2 separate regions of the Mus musculus genome follow, and region 2 is linked to region 1. A link is a contact called in ENCODE Hi-C or POLR2A ChIA-PET data. All regions are on one chromosome and are shown on one strand. The core of a region is the stretch at or near the end of the contact, and the rest is flanking DNA. Distances in the headings are between cores, read along the strand shown.

The links. Hi-C counts contacts between places; a loop is a spot of excess contacts on that map. ChIA-PET counts read pairs that join two places held with the same protein, here RNA polymerase II (POLR2A).
Region 2: a loop to region 1 is called in a map of gastrocnemius, with 2.3 times the contacts of the local background. The contact joins the enhancer-like site here to the promoter of Tcf7l1 in region 1. A Hi-C loop is called at or near these places in 1 of 37 maps with a recorded cell type or tissue (gastrocnemius). POLR2A ChIA-PET finds 5 or more read pairs at or near these places in 3 of 5 experiments (Patski and embryonic stem cell).

What each region holds. Positions count from the first base shown.
Region 1 is chr6:72,784,982-72,792,343 of GRCm38, reverse strand. It overlaps Tcf7l1 (transcription factor 7 like 1 (T cell specific, HMG box)), which reads left to right and starts at 3,299. Exons shown (of 12, transcript NM_009332.3): 1 at 3,299-3,634; 2 at 3,719-3,782; 3 at 4,006-4,133. The coding sequence starts at 3,392.
Region 2 is chr6:72,686,931-72,694,292 of GRCm38, reverse strand. The region is part of intron 3 of Tcf7l1 (transcription factor 7 like 1 (T cell specific, HMG box)); the gene reads left to right. It overlaps Gm31391 (a long non-coding RNA gene), which reads right to left. Exons shown (of 4, transcript XR_003956315.1): 4 at 2,354-4,183. It also overlaps the pseudogene Gm31315. Among named protein-coding and RNA genes, the nearest start is that of Gm31391, 35 kb to the right of the region's middle. Within about 2 kb of position 3,637, at least 1 of the 3 ENCODE cell types and tissues checked has a DNase peak (open chromatin) inside an H3K27ac peak, as active enhancers do.

The DNA.
Region 1 (7,362 bases), core at 2,050-4,549:
AACCAAGCTCTCTACCATCAAGGTAACATTGAACTTCCCAGCTGCCAACATCTTAAATTCTTTCTTTCTTTCTTTCTTTCTTTCTTTCTTTCTTTCTTTCTTTCTTTTGCTCTCTCCCTCCCTCCCTCCCTCCCTTCCTTCCTTCCTTTTTTTTATTTATTTATTTATTTATTTATTTATTTATTATATGTAAGTACACTGTAGCTGTCTTCAGACACACCAGAAGAGGGCGTCAGATCTTATTACAGATGGTTGTGAGCCACCATGTGGTTGCTGGGAATTGAACTCGGGACCTTTGGAAGAGCAGTCAGTGCTCTTAACCTCTGAGCCATCTCTCCAGCCCCTTTTTTTTTTTTTTTTTTTTTTTTAAAGATTTATTTATTTATTATATTATATGTAAGTACACTGTAGCTGTCTTCAGACACTCCAGAAGAGGGCATCAAATCTTGTTACAGATGGCTGTGAGCCACCATGTGGTTGCTGGGATTTGAACTCTGGACCTTCGGAAGAACAGTCGGGTGCTCTTACCCACTGAGCCATCTCACCAGCCCTTTTTTTTTTTTTTTTTTAAGATTTTATTTACTTTATGTATGTGAGTACACTGTAGCTGTCTCCAGACACACCAGAAGAGGGCATCGGATCCCATTATTGATGGTTGTGAGCCACCATGTGGTTGCTGGAAATTGAACTCAGGACCTCAGGAAGAAGAGTCCGGCCGGGCGTGGTGGCGCAGGCCTTTAATCCCAGCACTCGGGAAGCAGAGGCAGGCAGATTAATGAGTTAGAGGCCAGCCTGGTCTACAAAGTGAGTTCCAGGACAGCCAGGGCTATACAGAGAAACCCTGTCTCGAAAAACAAAAACAAAAACAAAAAAGAAGAAGAGTCGGTGCTCTTAACCACTGAGCCATCTCTCCAGCCCCCAACAGCTTAATTTCTATCTAGTAAAACTAATTTGTATTTCAACAACAATAGAAAGATTACTGTCCTTTAAGAACATCTTTCTCTTTTTAGGCAACCAAGTTTGTAGTGATTTATCACAGTGGCCATAGAGAACTAATACAATGAGCTCTTCATATGTTTATACACCACAGGAAAAGGGTTTTAAATAAGAGTTCCATAGATTCCTCCTATACAATTATTTTAACAACAACAACAAAAAAAAACCTTCTGCAAAATACCATATAATAACACGAGGGAGGGTGTGTGCTGAGGTACTCTGACCAAAGGGTGGAGGAGGTCTGGGATAAGCTACAGGAGAGCAGCAACTACCAAACTCAGGCTCTAGACTCACTCTTAGCTCTGAGCTCAGTGGACTAGCCCTAAGCTATCACTGTCACTGCCATGCCTCTGTCACCTAGTTTTTGTTTTGTTTTCTGAGACAGGTTTCTCTGTGTAGCCCTGACTGTCCTGGATCTCACTCTGTAGACCAGGCTGGCCTTGAACTCAGGGATCCACTTGCCTCTGCCTCCTGAGTGCTGGGATGAAAGTCATGTGACACCACTGCCCAACCCCTAAAATGTTTTTAAATGAGACACCGAAAGCTATATGTACTAATCTTTGTCTTAATGGTGTTTCTTTAAACCCATTATTGGTCCACCTAAGTCGGGGCTCAACCTGCCCAGTTCCCTGCTGTGGGTTCTGTGGGAAGAAAGATGCAGATGGACTGTAGCTCTCTCCATCACCCCCTTCTTAAAGCTGTAACTTTGTCCAGCCTCATGTGTAAGTTGTGCTTGCTTGCTTGTTTGCTGGCTTGCTTGCTTTTAAAGACAGGGGCCTCTCTAAGCAGTTGTCTTGTACCTCATTGTGTAGACCAGGCTGGCCTCAGCCTCACAGAGATCCACCGGCCTCTGCTTCCTCTCTCAGGTTTTGGGATTAAAAGCACAGGTCACCATACCTGGCTTTCAGTTGTGTTTAAAACATTTAAAAAATATGCTCATACTGACGTTCTAGACTGATTTTAAAATTTATGTTGTCACCAATGTCCCCATGGAGGATGGCTCCAAGTGGCGTTACTTCCCCCATCCCCAGCTGACTGAGGATATATGAGTCTATCTAGTCCCGAGGATTGAACACAGGACCTCATGAATGCTAAATACACGCTCTACCATCTCCATCTTTTAAATGATACCTAACTTGTGAGGGAATGAGTGCACATGGCATGGTCCACACGTAGAAGCTAGAGGACGAGTGTCTGTTCTCTACTTCCACCATGTGGGTACCGGACAGGGAACTGAAGACATGGGGCTTGACGGTAAGTACCTGCTGAGCCATCTTGTTAGCGCCCAGATACTCTCTCAAGTCTGTTTTTTACCTATGAAGCTAGTTAGGTAATTTGCTTATGGTGCTTGTGGGCTATCACGGCAGCTTCCTAATCAGCTTTGGGAGTTCTGGGTGATAATTTCTTCTTAAAATCAATACAGTTAAAATCCCGTCTGAATCCAAGACAGTGAGTATTGAATTTCACACCTCTTCTCCAGCTTTAGAGAGAAAGCGTGATCTTCAAGGTTGCAGTAGTTCCTTACTAAGAGGAAGTGATCAAAAACACAGTTTGGGGACAGGAATGCGTTGGAATACCATAGGAAAGGGAATGTAAGACCGCTCAACTTGTTTCAAAGTGTCACAAAATCTGGCTGAGTAGAAGGGCTGATGGGATCCTGTACTCGGCAGGCTGAGTGGTTGTGCTCGGCGGATCTGCGAGTCCTCGGCTGTCCCGCAGGGGGCAGTGCTGCCTGCCAGTGCGGTGGGAGCGGAGTGGGAACCCGCGCGGAGTTCTGGGGCTTGTTTGCAAAGAAAGTTAGGGGATGTGAAGGAGTGCGGGCCAGACTCTTAGAGGGAGGGTGCGAGAAAGGACTTCCCAGGGTAGCCATGGAGTTCACTGGAGGGGATCTGGATAAGTTCGAGGGGTAGGGTGGTCGCACGAGGAGGGTAGTTGTAGGCCCCGGAAGGTGCAAGCGAGCAGGACGCGAGTGTGAATACGAGTGTGCGTGCGCGCGCTGCAGTTCGCCTGGTTCCGAGAGGCGCGGGTGTCAGCTTGCAGCCGGGGCTCCTCCCTCCGGCCCCCCTGCCCCGCCGGGCGGTCCCTCCCTCCTTCCCCATCGCCCCTCCCCGGCGGGCCAGGCGCTGGGACGCCCGGGCCGAGAAGGCAGCGGCGGTGGCGGCGGCTAGTTGGGAGTCCTAGGTTCCGTGCTGCGGGACGATTCGGAGCCGAGTGTCTCTTGCCCCGGCTGGGCGGTGCTGGGCCCGCTTCCCACAGAGCCACGCCCTGTCAAAACTTTGTCGCCGCAGCGGCCAAACGATCGGAGCCGGGCCAGCGAGAGGGAGGGAGGGGCGCCGGGCCGGGCCAGGCAGGGCGCGGGGCTCCGAGCGCAGCGGCCCCGGCCCGTGGCCCCACCATGCCCCAGCTCGGTGGTGGCCGCGGTGGCGGCGCCGGCGGGGGAGGCGGTGGCTCCGGAGCCGGGGCAACCAGTGGAGGGGACGACCTCGGAGCGAACGACGAGCTGATCCCCTTCCAGGACGAGGGGGGCGAAGAGCAAGAGCCGAGCAGCGACAGCGCTTCGGCGCAGAGGGATCTGGATGAGGTCAAGTCGTCCCTGGTCAACGAATCGGAGAATCAGAGCAGTAGCTCGGACTCCGAGGTAAAGGGATTCCTAGGGTCAGCCTCTGGGGGACCCGGGTCCCGCTCCCGCTCACCCGCCCTCGCCTTTGTGTCTCCTCCACAGGCGGAGAGGCGCCCGCAGCCCGCCCGGGACGCTTTCCAGAAGCCGCGCGACTATTTCGCCGAAGGTAAGTGCCTTCTCCGTCAGTCTCCACTCTCCAGCCATCAGCGATTGGCCGTACGGGTCTCCACGGTCCGGGTGGCGGAACCCCTGCTCTCCTCCCATCGCTGCAGCAGCCACTCTGGGGCTCACTCGAGGGGTGCTCGGGTTCCAGATTCCCGCCCCGAGCTCCAGATAGCTACTCTGTCTGGGGGACCCCTGACCTCACTCCACTTTGGTTTTGTCCGCAGTGAGAAGGCCCCAGGATGGCGCTTTTTTTAAGGGACCTGCGTATCCTGGGTACCCCTTCCTGATGATTCCAGACCTGAGCAGCCCGTACCTCTCCAACGGACCCCTGTCTCCTGGTGGAGCGCGCACCGTAAGTGTCAGTCCGGCCGTGCCGGGACCGGTGGGCGTCGGGCCCGGCGGGATGCGCCCCTGGGCTTTCCGTGGTGTGGGGGATGGGGCCTCCTGCCTGAGCTGATCCTGGGCCGAACTTGTTTGCAGAGTCAAACTCCCCTGTGGCGGCCTAGTATGAGACTGCTTTTGGCCAGTAACGGGATGAAAGTAAAGTTCTTTTAACTTCTCGCCTTTGGGAGATTGCGGCCTGGTGGGACCTCCCAGCCTCCCAAATTCCTTGCTCCTACCAAAGGAAAACTTGGATTTGTGCCTGCCTTTGGAGGTGGGGGGTGTGTGTTTGGGGGGGGGGTGTCTCGCTTTCCTTCCCGGAGATTGGTCAGCTTTCCCCTTGGCAAGGGAGAAAGTTGGGCAAGGGCCTGGAGGATCCTGACTTGAGATGTCCTCTGACCTGCGGGTTCCCTGGGCTGCTGTGAGCTGTACAAACTCCTTATTTTGTGTGAACTATTCACGACCCACCCCCAATCCTCACCCCCAGGGCCTCAATTTTTCTGCAGAACTCTGGGTTTTAAACTCCTCTGAGATGGTTTGGAGGGCGACCCAAGGCATTCTTACTTGGCTTTTTCCCCCTTTTGTTGCGGGCTTTTCTCATTTAAAGCGAGCGCTGCGACACTTTAAACCTGTTAATGGGAGCGCATTGTGTGCTGTGTGCCTGGCATTTAGAGCGGTGATTAAGCAAATTGACCCGGCCCCAGACAATGTGCAAATGAGGGCGGATTCCTTCACCCCTCTCCAGCTCGGAGCTCCCGCCTCTCTCCCCTGCGAAATGAGGGGTGCAGTTCGGGGTTGGCCTGGTCTTCGAGCCGCTACTCCACATCCAAGTTTCCTATGCTGATGCTGGGTTGGATGGTAAATCCTGGGTGCACACCCTCCTGCTGTGCGGCGCCTTGCTCGTTGTCTCTGCCTCGCACAGAGCTTTCCAGAGTTGGTTGGTTCATTCTCCCTGCTGGCGTGTCTACTCCTCAGGAGTGCATCCCTGAGGGAACTGAGCTCGAATAAAAGTTCATCTTAAATATGATTATACTCAAGGGTGGCCATGGAAGATCTGGGCGCTGAATGGGTCGTTCCTGCTGTCATTTCGGGCCCTTGCTGGGTGGAGCAGGATGGCCTCCACAGTTCGTGTAGTGTGTGTGTGTGTGTGTGTGTGTGTGTGTGTGTGTGTGTGGGTGTTGTTCACTGGTTAGGGGTTGGGGGTTAGGGGTTGCGTTCTGATGGATGGAAGAAGGGCGTAGAACCACACTCACACCGCTTGCCTTTGCTCTGGGGTGGAGAAAGACCCTCACAGTTTTGGGCCTGCTCCACTTCAGGGTACCCCAAGAAGTCCTTTTGAAAGTGGATATAGGCCTAGGGCTTTGCTTTTGCACTTTCAAGGTGAAGGTGTGTGCCAATGTTGGGGACCACCCCCAGCTTTCCTGCCCATGCAGGTACAGGGAGTTCCCATATCTTTGTACGTGTGTCTGTTAAGCCACTTTAGTGCCTGCCATCTTCTCTGTTTTTATCATATATGTCAGCTCTGAGCCAGGTCTTAGGAAGTTAAAAGTCATCAGAAACATCCCAAATACGACTTAGCCCTTTAACTGGAGATTTCCTCCACACACTCATTTCTTTTAAGTTTTTACATTTTCTTTCCTCTCTGTGTGTGTGTGTGTGTGTGTGTGTGTGTGTGTGCACTTGGGTGTATCTGAGGCTTACGCCAGGGTTAGTACCTCCGTGGGGGACAGAAGACAATCTTTGGTAGTCAGTTGGATTCTCTTCTACCGTGTGAGTCCCCCGCAATCCAACTCAGATCATCAGATTTGCCTGGCCAGGGCCTTTACCCACAGAGCCATCTCGATGGCTCTCCACACTCACCTCTTAGCCCACTGGCTTGGGGACTTTGACTCCCATCTCATCCCCATGCCTGTATCTTTTTTTTTTTTTTTAAAGATTTATTTATTATTTTATGTAAGTACACTGTAGCTGTCTTCAGACACACCAGAAGAGGGAGTCAGATCTTGTTATGGATGGTTGTGAGCCACCATGTGGTTGCTGGGATTTGAACTCTGGACCTTCGGAAGAACAGTCGGGTGCTCTTACCCACTGAGCCATCTCACCAGCCCCCCATGCCTGTATCTTATCTCACCGATGAATGGCTTAAAATCTTAAAATCGTAAGTTCTCAGTGTTTGGTGTTTCTCACATGCTGCCTTGCTCGGTTACAAAGTTCACTGTTGTAGCAGGAAAGTCTCTTTCTAGTTTGACTATGCATGGCCAGTAAGCAGAGCAGCTTAGGACCCATTTAAGCACTTGTTTGGACTATATGGTTGAAATGATAATTTTCCTCTCCATGATCATATCAATATACTTAATATGATTTTCATGGGACACAAGTGGTCATCCGGGCAAGATCGGACCTCCGCTGTTTCCCAGTGAAGTAGAGAGTTGAGGGGTAAGACAGGAGCTGATAGGTTGGGAGAAGATTCTTGGACTAGATGATTCCACCTGTCTTTTGCTTTCTAGGTCCTGTTGTTTCTCTTTTAAATTATCCACCTGTAAGCTTTATTGTTTTAGGCCTATACGTATAAAAGTGGGGGTACCATTTCTTTGCGGTCCTAGATTTCTGGACATAACAAAAACAGAAGTCGAAGTGGATGCTGGCTGCAGTGTTTTTGAGTTACGTATGGACATTTGGCTTTTCAGACAGGAGGCCCAAAGCCCTCATCACTGGCATCTCTGCTGCTGGACAGTTGTGCAGTCAGGCTGCCCTTCTCCATGGGTCACCTCTTCTCCTTTCTCCTCTGGCTCCATTGGGATGCTGGGAAATGGTTCCTGTCTGAGACCCTTGAGGGGGAGAGGTCACCTTTCCCTGGGCTAAGGGGACAAGTCTTAAGACAGGGTCTCATTCTAGTCCAGGCTGGCCTCGAACTTGGATCCTCCTATCTAAGGAGGACTAGCCTCTTGAGTGCTAGGTTTACAGATGTGTCACTATGAGTGTGCTTCTCTTTCGAGCCCCCGGGGACCCCGAGGTGTGTGGAGAAGGGAATAAATAGCTGCCGCACTTTGTACTATTCCTAGTACATGGAAACATGAGCTAAGGTCTCACTGTCGTCCTGGCTGACCTAGAACTTGCGATACAGACCAGGCTAGCCCTGAACTGTTTAGCTCCTCTTAGGACATCACAGGCATAAACCACCACGCTCTGACTCTACCTTC
Region 2 (7,362 bases), core at 2,388-4,887, 98 kb after region 1:
ACTGTTGCCTCTTAAGAGTGCTTTGTCTGGCCCCAGTGCCTTCTCCAGGGTGGGGCTCTGTAGAGGTTTGCTGATTGACTTACAGATGGAAGGCTACAGGAAAGGAGTGGAAGGAACAGGGGTGGGGGTGGGGGCTTCCTTCCACTTCTTGGCCCAGAGAACTGGATGTGTTTTATGCAGTCCTTGTTCATGGAAGATAATTTAGGCTCTAGGTATATTTTTAGTTTATTGGTTTAAAACTTAAAAATAATAATAATTCGAATGTAGCCACCATTTATTTTTAGTACTGTAACTAAACTCTGTTAAGATGCTGTTATTTGTACTCTCTGAGGGACTGGATAACTCCATGTGTCCAGGAATAGCCTGTTCTTGTTGCTCAGTGAATATTCCTTTCAGAACCACCCTGATCCTTTCCCTTTGCAAAATCTTAGGTCTAAGAGACGTCCCAGAAGACGACAATGGGAATTTCTTCTTCTACCTGGGCCTTGAGTGAAAACTGTACTGTTTTTCACTGAAGGCCCCAGAGGGAAGGAGTTGTAAGTGTTACTCTACAGGTCTGTCTCAAACTCCACACTTCCCTCATTTATGTGCACGGCATTGTGCCACGAGGCTGGAGACCTTCTAGCCTCCAGCTTCTCCTAGATATTCCTGTTCATCTGGGGCTAGCAACAGGGACTCCACATTGGATGAAGTCTGGGTCTCCACTTTTCTACTTGTAGACACGTTGTGCTCAAGAATCCCCCCGCCCCGGGGTGGGGTTTCTGGGTTCCAATTGGGATGTAAAGTGAATAAATACATTAATTAATGGAGGGAAAAAAAAAGAATTCTATGTTTCTGAGGCTAGAGAGATGGCTCAGGGGGCAAAAATACCAGAAGTGTGAGACCAAGGCTGAATTCCAAGCATCTACTTACAAACTAACATGACCACGTGTGCCTGTAACACCATTATTGCAGGGGCCAAGACTGGTAAATTCGGACAGATCACTGCTAGCCAGCCAGCCTTGCAGTGAACTTCCTGTTCACAGTGCCATAAAGCAGAGAGTGATACAGAAGAAGACACCAGATGCTCCACTCTGGTCTCCACAGGCATGCACACCCAGACACAAATGCGCAACACGCATACCACACACATTCACACATCGTCTGTGGGATACCCTGAATAACAGCAGGGGCAATCCCATATGCAGCTCTCGAGGCTTGATCAGCTAACCTTCCCCTCCACCCTGGTTGAGGCCCTCATCACAGCGGATGTGCCAACATTTCCCATCCTGCCTTTCCTCAGCCTCTGCTCTGAGGCACAGTCACTGGACTCTGTTGGGCCCTCCCTTCCCCTTTCTGGAGAAGGTAAGCCTTTGGTGCATTTCCAACCTGTGAGCAGCCCCTTCTGCTCAGGCCCTGCAATGGGTGATATGTTCTATTTCTCCTCCTTACAAACTTTATTCTCTGATTCATTCAAGAATTGCCCCACCCCCACCCCAAAGACCTCAGTCTCCCTCATTTCTGCCTCCCTGTTGTTAGACGAGGCTGTTTTACGTCAGACTCTCCTCACAGTCTGCAATTTTGAAGGTCTTAAGCGAAAGGGCATGTTTTCCTTCCCTTTCCTCATTTAGATTACAGTTCTGTCACAGTGGGGCTTCCCGCCCATCCACAGACCTCAGAGCACCAAAATACCAGAGAAGGTGTCAGCGTGACTAACTGCTATGCCCTCCAGTCAAGGCTCTTCTGACTGTGACCAAGCAAAGTTGGTATTATTCAGTTCTGGTCATCCCCTATCCCCCTTCCCCCCGGGTTATTAATAATTAGTTTTATTGCAGTTTTAAATATTAATTCTAGAACTGGACATGGTGACACATGCTTGTAATCGCAGCACTTGGGGTTTGCAGAAGCAGGAGAAATACTGCAAGTTCAAACCCAGCATGGTTTCCATAGTGAGGCTGGTGTCTCCCCACCCACAAAACAAATAAGTAAATAAATAAAACTGCTAAGTCTAGGCTTGGAGCATATGTAATTCAGTGGTAGAGCACTTGCCCAGAGCGCCCATTGCCCTTGGTCCAATCCCCAGTGTTATATAACACATACATAAAAAAGAAACCACTGCATAGATGTTACAGCTACTCAGAACCTTAAGTGTTTAAGGTCACATCAACCCAGAGGCTGCAGAGGAGACCTAGCTACTATAGCTTACAGATAGGTGATAGGGAGCTTTTTAGTAATGTGGCCGGGACTCCCAGGCTTTGAGTTGCAAAGCGTTCATTTTGGTGCCTTATCCACGAAGCGTCTTGTATGACATAGTGCCCACCTCCCCCTCTGTACAAAGTTTAAGGAAGAACTGGGGGTGTGCCCAGCAGCTCTGCGTGGGAAAGCAATGTTTACACGTTATTCACAGAGGACCGAGTGTTTTGAAATAATCTGGGTCTGAATACCATCAGAGAACCTGGAAAAGGAGAGAAGAGGTCCAGGAGGGGAGAGCTGGAGTGTGAGAGAAGCTACTTGGCCAGAGGTGAGCCCAAGGCATGGGAGTGGCCATCTGAAAGGCCGGGTGCTGGTTCTGGATAAAGACTGAGGTGCTGATGCCACACTTGATGAGTCACTAGATATATAGTGTATCGCTTTTCATACGCACGGAGTGTCCTAAGGAGCCAGATGCATATTTCCTGTTACATGTGTTTCTGTACCCTTGTTAAATGAGTTTTGAGAGACATTGCTGCCGATTACAGACCACAGTGTGAATCTCGATCCCTAGAGGTGGCAGATGTGCGCACACGCGCGCGCGCGCACACACACACACACACACACACACACACACACACACACTTCTTAAAAACAACACAAAACCAAAAAGAACCCAACTCAACAGCAACCAAGCACATTGTGAAGTTCCAGTCACCAATGAAAGTTCAGGGGAAAGTTTAATTTGTTCATTCACTCAATGCATAGTTCTCAAAGGTGTTGTTGAAAGTGATTTTTCATAAAGATGAAAAGGAACAAGCTATATAGACTCATAGCAGAAAGGCACTCCAGGCAAAGCACAAACACCCTGAGGTGGGCTAATGACAGGCAGATTGAGTAGCAAGGAGCAGAGTGTGTGGGCTTGGTGGTGGCGCTAAAGAAGGTGCAATCAGAAAAGATGGACAGGAGGCCACTCAAGGGACTCTCTCTTACAGAGCACGCTAGACTCTGGCTTCCTCGTGGTGAGATGGACAGGGTGGTGTGGGGGCTCTTGTGTAAAGAAGTGATGTGCACTGACCCTCACTGGAGCTCTCGACAGCGGGGAAACAGGCAGAAAGGAACCGAGGTGGAAACCCCAGGTAGTCGTGGACAGTGCGATAGAAATGCGGATGTGTAGAATAGAAGCTAGGTAAAAGTCAGATTAGAGGTTTGTTTAGAAGGGAGAGGGCTACAGGACTTGCGGGCAGATAAGCACAGAGGGCCTGAGAAGGAAGAGTCAGGAATGTTGCCTGGCAACAGGAAGGAAGGAGGAGCCATTGCCGGAAGTAGGAAAGGCAGTAGAAGAATCTGAGTCCTGAGGAAATGGTCAGGCGTGATTGAGATGCTTTGGGGGCATCCGGTGAGGAAAGTGAAGAAGCTACCAGGAAACCACGAGCCCCGAGCAGCAGATCCCAGGGGAATGAGAGAAGAAAAAAGGCAAAGTTGCCTGGCGGGCATCTCAGCCTTCACTCCTGCTAGAAGAAAGAATGAGAACTGCCGATCGGGGCTGACTGAATAGTCAGCGCGCGCTGGGGACTGGACCCCTTCCTTGGCTTCCAGGAGTATGGCGAAAAGGAAAAAGAACCCGAGTCAGAAGCTGCAGAAGGAGACTTCAGCTGGGACAGTGTTGTGGCAAAAGCAGGCCATTGCTCCACAAAAGACGGACTTAGTGTTCCAGGACAACTGGGAGCAGAGACGCATGCTTTCCCAAAGTCCCAGCACACCCGAAACTTGATCTAGAGACACCAGTGTAGTCCCTGGTTCAGGTTCAGGTTCCCATGGCTCGCAGGCAGGCTGGCTATGGTCCACCACTGGCATAGGGCTGCAGGCCCTAGGAGCTTCGAGCTTCTCTTCTGGGGGTGAAGGGCTGGAGTCGAGTTTCTATGCCAGGCGTCACACCATCCCCACTTCCATTTGGGGGAAGGGTGTAAGTTGACTAAACGGCTTCTGGCAGGCTACAGTGCAAATGAGAAAACTGGAAAAGAACCATATGGTGAATTTCACGTTACAGCATTAGGCCCAAGGATCTATTTATGGGCCAGTGAATACCCATCCTCTCAAGGGTTGTGGTCAAATGGAAGCCACCAGCAGAAGGTCTCTGCTGTTTCTTCTGGATTCGGATAGGATGGCACCCAGGGTGGACTTCACATCACATGGTTATTTACTGCCACCAGTGGTAGCATAGATCTGGCCTCCAGATGTGACTTACTCTTGCACCAGGAAAAACCTGACATCTGTAACTCAAGTGTGTGTGTGTGTGTGTGTGTGTGTATGGGGGGTTGTCTTAGCTTCCAGTGTCTCCTAAGCATTCAGACCTAAGGAGACTTCAGCTGCCTTCAAACAAAAACTCAATATGATTACAACAGAGTCTACTGCTTTATAAAGGCAAGAGCTGGCTCTCGCCTCTAATCCCAGCACTCTGGAGAGAGAGGGCAGATCTGTAGGAGTTTGAGGCCAGCCTATTCAACACAGTGAATTTCAGACCAGCTAGAGCTACATAGTGAGACCCTACCTCAAAACCAAACAAGCCACAAAGGCAAGCTTGTTGGAGAGCTAAGGAGGCAAGCACAAGGGCAACCACACCATCTGTGATGGCCCAGAACTCACACACACACACACACACACACACACACACACACACACACACACACACACCACACCACACACACAGCCTTACCTACATAGTCCAGATGGGCACACATGAGACTCACACCCATTGTCTCATTAAATCTGCCCATAATTTTAAGAATATTAAGAGTGCAGCTGGTATGGACACTCCTATTGAGTAGACCCGAGGTTTCCTGTCTTCTATACCTAGCTGTTCAAGGTCGAGGCAGAGGAAGTAGTCTCTTTGATAAGGGCAACCACACCCATACCCTCTCGTTTATTACTAACACATTAGCCATGGAAGCTGGTAGAACTGCAATCCTCGGGGCTCCCAAGAATTGGAACCCTCAAAACAGTTCCCTTTATCTCATGAACTCGGGGGATAGGGACATGGCTATCCTGCCACTGTCCAGTACACTGTCCCTATCCCCCGAGTTCAGGGATAAACATGGAGCTGCACTGAAGGGTTGACAAATGTGGTGACTAAATACATCCTATTTGAGCTGGAGGGGTTTGGTGGCTATTTCCTTCAAAAATGAAACAAGCCGTCACTTTTATTACCAGGTCCTATTTAACTACCCTACTGAGTTGGTATGCGTACCAGAGGCCCCTTCTGTGTTCAGAAATGTTTGAGGGAGTATTTATTTCATAAATGGATCAGCAGACTCCATCCATATTGGGGAAGACATTGAACTGTTCTAGTTAGCAACAGGCCTCAACTGGACGCAGCTTAGAACCACTCAGAAAGCCCCTCGTGAATAGCCATCTTTACCAGGTTGGTCTGGGTGCAGCATTGTCTTACCTGTCCTAAGAGATGTAGAAGAGCCCAGCTCACCATGCACAGAGCCATTTGTCAATAGAAGGCCCTGGGCCTTCTAAGGAAACTAGCGGATCTTGAACCTAAGAGAACCAGGGAGTGAAACGCAAGCTGTGGTCCTCCATGGCTTCTGCTTCAGGTTCCTGCCCTGGGTTCCTTCAGTGATGGTCTGTGACATGGCAGTGGACCCTCTCCTTCACCAATTTGCTTTTGGTCATGGTATTTGTCAGAAAGGAAAGCAGAACAGAGTTCAAGCTTATCAGAATAACAAACTGAGATGTCCAAACCAGTACATAGCCTGTTGTGATTATGATGGTCACTGTTACTACGAAAATCTACCCATACCTCTTCCTGTCTCTTTGGCCTCACCGGTAGAAGTAAGATGGCAAAAGGAACTTCATCCTTTGGAAAACGTCGCAATGAGATGCACACACTGTGCCGCCACTGTGGCTCCAAGGCCTACCACCTTCAGAAGTTGACCTGTGGCAAATATAACTGGAGTGCCAAGGCTAAGAGGTGAAATACTACCAGGACTGGTCAGATGAGGCACCTAAAAATTGTTTATCACAGATTCAGACGTGGATTCCATGGAAGGAACAACACCTAAACCCAAGAGGGCAGCTGTTGCAGCATCCAGTTCATCTTGAGGATCTCAATCAGTCATAACATAAATGTTCTGGTTTCAAAAAGAAAAATCTACCTATACACAAATATAGTCATTCATATAAGGTCACATCAGAAGTTTAGTCTATTATGAATATTATATGCGTATGTCTGTGTACCACACGTATGCCTGGTTCCCAGAGGCCAGAAGAGGGTGTTGAATCCTCTGGAACTGGAGTTACTTACAGGCAGTATAACCTACCATGTAGATGTTGGAACTTGAATCTGTGGGTGCAGCCAGTGCTTTGACCCCTGAGGGATCTCTCCAGCTCAGAGTCTTGTTTTCTGAAGCAATGTCTCATTAACTAGGACAGATCAGCCTTGAACTCACAGAGCTCCGACACTGCCTTTTGAGAACTGGGGTTAAAGACATGCACTACAATACTGGATCTTGTTTTGTTTTTTGAGACAAAGCCTCACAATTGATAGAAGTTGCCCTTGAACTTGCAGCCCTCCTGCCTCAACCTCCCAGTGTTTAGATTATAGACATGTATCACCACAGTGAGTTTAGATTCATCCTCTTTTTTTTTTTTGGTCATCTAACACAATTTTCACATTTCACTTTAAACGCTCAGACAAATCTAGAAAAATCAGAAAGCGATAGACAGTTATACTGAGTTATACTAGCACCTATTCCTTAAGTTCCCAAAGCCTTCTACAACAGTTGTGGGGCGGGGGGAGGTTGGGTTCTGCCCCCAGGTGAGTATTTTAAGAAAGTTTGCTTCTAATTGATTTAGACATTTTTATTTAATTTGTAAAACCTACATGGACTTTTTTTTTCTACTCACACTGTTTTAGGATTCACAGAACAATCAAATCCATTCTTCAGTAGAATCTGAGGGTTTTTTGCCAAAATTTTGAGGGTTTAAAAATAAGCTTTAAATGTAGAGCATGCCCATGATGAAGTTGTCCATGTGTCCTGTGGCCCCACAGAGTCAGGCATGAATGCTGCAGCTGGATTCGATTCCTTTGTCAACATGCAAATTAACATCTTCGGTGGCTCCCTCTGCCAGCATACTTATCCCAGTCTCCAAATGTGTTATTTGTTATTAAAATCACCATATTTA